Regions from separate parts of the Homo sapiens genome. Here region 2 is linked to region 1. A link is a loop called in an ENCODE intact Hi-C map of the cell type or tissue named here. Cell type or tissue: Calu3. All regions are shown on one strand. Each heading gives the region's core, and the rest is flanking DNA. Links, peaks and the distances in the headings are about the cores only.

Region 1 (2,820 bases), core at 205-2,704:
AAGTTCTGTGTGTGTGTGTCTTATATATGTATTTTCCTGGAGGTATAATCACTATGTATATAAATTCACCGTATTAATTGTATGTAATATAATATAGAATCATATATATTCATCATATGTGATATATAATCCTATATATAGTCACTATGTATATATAGTTACTATATTCATTACACATAACACATATAATCCTATATATATTCGCTATATTCATTATATATAATACATGTAATTTTACATATTTACTACATATAATATACATAATCCTGTACACATTCACTATGTATATATAGTCATTATATTCATTATATATACACACATAATTCTATATATTTACTATATTTATTGTATAGATCATTATATATAATTTTATATATTCAGTATATATAATATAATATATAATACTATATATATTTACTATGTCTATAGTCACATATTAATTATATATAGTATATAGAATTCTATATATTCACTGTATAGAGTATACATAACCCTACACATATTCACTATATGTACTCACTATATTCATTATATATTACACATAATCCTATATATATATTCACTATATTCATTGTATATATATAGGATTGTGGATACTGGATTATATATTGTAAATTAATAGAAGTGAGCTCCTGAAAGCATTCACCTCCTCTGGCTTGTCATGTGGACTTGCTGTAGTCATAACTGTTAATTAGCAAAGACTAAATTGGTGCTAAACCTAGTAGAAAAAGTGAGGAACAGATCTGAGTCACCATATATATGCCATCTAACGAAGTGTGATTATTACAGTCATGATGATTCTAACAACTGTACCTATTATATATTATAATAATTATTATAATTGCATGAGTATGTGTGAGTGTAAAGCCCCTGTCCTTAAAAAGCACACATAACCCTGGAATAGGACTGGCAAAATTGTTGTGAGCATTTCTCAGGCTTTGGGACAGGATGCCTGTTTCTCAGGGTGCTTCCTGTGAAGCGATGAATTCAATGGATAGAGAGATTTAGATCTCCTGGGTAAGCAATGGGTTTTGTTCTAGTCTAGTTACACCTCGCAGCTCTGCCCCACAAAGATACAGGTTATTAAATACGATGAAGAAAACATCAGGATGGCTTTATGATTGTATGTTAAAAGCACATAGATTTGGTTCAGTGAGCTTGTCGAGTTTTTCTTATAATAAAGAATGGTGCTACTTGGGAGGCTCAGGAGGGAGGCTCGCTTGAGCCCAGGAGTTGGAAGCTGCAGTGAGCTATGATTGCGCCACTGCACTCCAGTCTGGGTGACAGAAGGAGACAGTGTCTTAATTAAAAAAAATAAAAATAAAAAAAGAATGGTGCCAAGAAGCTGAGCTGCCTTTCAACACTGGTTAGACTGGTTAGATCAGTGAATGTGTCAGCAGTGAATTTTACCTCATTTTCTGCTAGAGGCTTCCGGTTTTGTGTTTCTTTGTAATGCTGCCTGTCAGACAGGTGCGCACGTAGAAGACATTCAATGAAAATTTCACATAGGAAGAGACCTTTTCCTCCAGAGAGGTTCCTATTTTTTCTTAAAGAGTCTAGACATATGGTCTTGACACTGGCATTTGGCATAGGGCCATTTTTCTATTCTGTAACAACCGCCTCAGTCTCATGATTGATCTTACGGCAAGGGCTTCATTTTTGTTTTGTGCTCAGAAACACCCAAGGGGACTTTTGTCTAAGAAGTGATTCTCAACTCTGCCTCTGGCCATTTTTCTACTCACACTCCTCTCTTTCTTCCTCTATATGGGAAATCACGGGGTAAAGTTTTTTAGCTTGTTCCTCAAGGATCATTATAATGTGGATAAAACCTGTATTTTTCTTTTCTTTTTCTTTTTCTTTTTTATTTTTTGGAGACAGAGTCTCACCCTGTCACCGAGGCTGGAGTGCAGTGGCACAATCTCAGCTCACTGCAATCTCCACTTCCTCGTCTCTGATCCCCCGACTTCAGCCTCCCGAGTAGGTGGGACTACAGGCATGCACCACCATGGAGTGCAGTGGCGTGATCTCGGCTCACCACAACCTTCGCCTCCTGGGTTTAAGCGATTCTCCTGCCTCAGCCTCCCACGTAGCTTGGATTACAGGCGCCCACCACCATGCCCAGCTAATGGTTTTGTATTTTTAGCAGAGACGGGGTTTCACCATGTTGGCCAGGCTGGTCTTGAACTCCTGACCTCAAGTGATCCGCCCACCTCGGCCCCCCAAAGTGCTGGGATTACAGGCGTGAGCCACCGTGCCCGGCCAATATGGTTGGGTTTTAACTCATCTTTGGTTGTGTCGTAATCTTTGGTTTTAGGTGGCAAAGGAATGGGAGGATGGGAAGGAGGTATCCGTGTGCCAGGGATATTCCGGTGGCCGTCAGTCTTGGAGGCTGGGAGAGTGATCAATGAGCCCACCAGCTTAATGGACATCTATCCGACGCTGTCTTATATAGGCGGAGGGATCTTGTCCCAGGACAGGTATGGAAACAGTGTTTGCTCCTAACCTAGGGTGATATATTTGAACATAAGTGGATATACTTGATAATTCTATGTGTGTGTGTATGTACATAGTATATTACTTAATTATCAATATTCTGCCCATAGGGCCAGATGTCTTTCTCCCCTTGGTGCGTGGTGGAATATTTTGTTTTCTTCTTAGAGTATACCTTAATATCCTTTGTCATATTACACTTATGCCTGTGTGTGTTTGACTGTTCTCATGGATGGGATCTGATTCTCATACATCATCACATCCCTCACAGCTTCTAGACCATTATGCAATTAAGTGTTAAATGATTACTGAATAAAAACATGTATGCCT
Region 2 (2,820 bases), core at 271-2,770, 130 kb before region 1:
CCTCTGTTTTCTTCTGCACATGTTATAGAGATCGCACTTACATTTGGGTCTCTGATCCACTTTGAGTTAATTTTGGTGCAGGGTTTTCCATTCACGGAACATGAAGTTGGATTTCTAATAGGTCAATATATGAAAAATTTCCCGCAAAGTTTTTCTTTTCTTTTCTTTTTTTTTTTTTTTTTTGAGACTGTCACCCAGGCTGGAGTACAGTGGTGCAATCACAGCTCACTGCAGCCTTGACGTCCCAGGCTCTAGAGATCCTCCCACCTCAGCCTTCCAAGTAGCTGAGACCACAGGTGTGCACCACCACGCTTGCCTGATTTTATATTTTTTGTACAGACGGGGTCCCACTGTGTTGGCCAGGCTCGTCTCGCACTCCTGGGCTTGAGTGATCCTTCCACCTCGGTGTCCCAAAGTGCTGGGATGATAAGCATGAGCCACTGCACTCGGCCAGTTTCTAGTTTGGATATTTGAGTGGACTTCCCAGCCCCCACACAGCATGCTCATTTCGTGTAAGATTGTGAGAGAGTGCGAGGAGAGAAAGAGCATGCAGCCAGCGTTGGAGCTTCGGAGACATCCCGGGCAGGAGCTTCCCAGGGTCTCATTTGTTCTGTCTCATGGTTGGCACACGAAGGACAGTGAGAGGAATCTTGGTTTCAGGGGGCCTCAAACCAGACATTTGAGGAGGTAGGGGAGGCGGTTGCCACTCCGCTCATTCAGTGCATCCAGGCTGTCTAACTGGTTAGGCCACTTGCAAATGTGCAAACCTTAAGTAAAGAAACAGACTCTGGGGTCAGGGGGGAGGTTTGAACTGTAACTAGCGCGTCATAAATCCCAGCCCTTATCTTGAACAAGAGTCAAAGACCGGACTTGAAGGCATCCCCCAAGATAAAGGTAGGCCCTCTGCAGGGCAGCTGTAAGTCAGCTCTCCTCCACCCCTCTGGCTGGCCCCCTCCTTATCCGAGTCCTGCTTCCTTCCTCTTTAAATCTGCAGACAATGCTGCTTCTCTGCAGGTCTCTGCATATTCCCTCAGCTCACAGACCGGCTGCATACTTGGTATTTTCAGGGTTAGGTTTGCAACACATGACTGGGGAAATGCATGAAAAGGAAATGATGCAAGAATTCACCGCGGACACCTTTAGGTGAGAAGGAGATGTGACAAAAAGTCTCTGCCTGGCCAAACCGTAGCCAGGCTCCTGAAGCCCCTCCCAGGCCCGGTGGTGCGTTTCCTTATAGAATTAGATTTCAGCAAAGTACCGGCTAAGTCAGTTTGGCGAGAAGCCACCATTCTTGATATCATGTTCCTCGTCGTCCACCACCCCTGGTTGATGTTTAACCCCCTTGGCTGGCTTTAACAAGCCAGGTTGGTTTAGCCAGGACCCGCTTCACCTCTGATGTTTCCTTTTAGTGCTTTGCCATCTGTACACCCGCTGCCTGCCCCCGTGGCTGTACATTCCCACTTGCCCTTGCTGTGTTCATATTGGAAGCTGAGCCCAGCCTCTCCTGCACTGTGAACCGCCATTGCAGTGGTCCCTGTACTTCACACGATAAGCCTGGATAATGTCTTCGTTATCTTTTTGGTGATGCTTTCCCAAGTACGAGGTTCGTGCAAAAGTAATAACTGCAATTACCAACCTAGTATCACTGAATAGTTTTTTCTTTAACAAAGGTTTTGCTCCCGGACGAATGAACGAGTGCTGGCTGCTTGTTCTTGGGGCTCAACAATGAGGTGCAGACAGACTGGGGAGAAGGGGATTTATTTCTCCAACGGGTTACAGGGAGAAGGTCAGATTAACTCACCAGGTCAGCTCAAAGTGACAAGTTTTTTCCAGGGTTTCTATGCATTTTAAGCTCTATGCCCACGTGTAGGATTGCACCTACGAGCGGGAGTATTTCATTCGGTTCCTGTCTAATCTTTAACTAGGGTCTGGGGTCTGGGAAGTTTTCTCTAGACGCTTAATCTTCAGTGAGCCCTGGTATGACGTGTTTAACTTGTGCATCATCAGAATTATAATAAAGCGTTAGTGGAAAAACTGGTTGCTCCGGCTGCTAATGGAAGCCTGGCCTGCCACAGTTTGACTCAAAGGGAACCTAACTCTCAAGGAGCCATAATCCCAGCACTTTGGGAGGCCAAAGTGGAGGATTGCTTGTGCCCAGGTGTTGGAGACCAGCCTGGGCGACATAGGAGACCCCATCTCTATACATAAAAGAAAAATTAGTCGGGCATGGTGGCTTGCGTCTCTTGCCTCAGCTACTCTGGAGGTTAAGGCTGGAGGATCGCTTAAGCCTGGGAGTTGGAGGCTGCAGTGAGCTGTGATTGTACCACAGCACCCCAGCCTGGGCAACAGAGCGGAACCCTGTCTCCAAAAACAAAACAAAACAAAATAAAAAACAAAAGCAAAGAGCCATACAAGAAAGTTTTAAAGAATGTATTTTTTAAAAGCCCCAGTGAGGTTTTCTGCAGAAATCCTGGGTGCTTCTAAGCCAGCCAGAACCTCTACCTTTAAAGCATGTCTGCTCATGTCATAGGTCTTACAGGTATGGAGGAAAGTTGAGGTTTTTAAATTTAAAAAAATATAAAAAAGAAGATGAACACTTCTGAATCTTCTTTTTTTTCCTTTTGAGCATGTTCTCTGGGTGGGGAATGTGCTATGGTTTCTGAAAACAAAGAAGAAAACATGTCATCCTTCTGTTCCAGGTTCTCACGATGGTCTAAGGGAATGTGATTTTTTTTTTTTTTTTTTTTTAATGGATAGCATGATAGTGGCATGGGGTGACGTGGAGGCCAAGGACAGAGGGTGAGGTATTCAGCCTGGAGA

Evidence for each region. Peaks named below come from ENCODE experiments on the same cell type or tissue, not always from the same donor. Only the 100,000 strongest peaks of a DNase experiment are listed, where the experiment ranks them.
Region 2: it touches region 1 in a loop (4-fold over the local background); 4 of 110 quality-filtered maps call a loop at or near these places.

The regions. Positions count from the first base shown.
Region 1 is chrX:3,024,999-3,027,818 of GRCh38, forward strand. It overlaps ARSH (arylsulfatase family member H), which reads left to right. Exons shown (of 9, transcript NM_001011719.2): 7 at 2,315-2,477. Among named protein-coding and RNA genes, the nearest start is that of ARSF, 15 kb to the right of the region's middle. In Calu3, for the core only: no CTCF peak of the experiment used is centred there; a DNase peak (open chromatin) is centred at 1,293.
Region 2 is chrX:2,897,043-2,899,862 of GRCh38, forward strand. No RefSeq gene overlaps it. Among named protein-coding and RNA genes, the nearest start is that of ARSD-AS1, 6.5 kb to the right of the region's middle. RefSeq lists enhancers at 20-815, 816-1,611. In Calu3, for the core only: no CTCF peak of the experiment used is centred there; DNase peaks (open chromatin) are centred at 809, 1,269 and 2,039.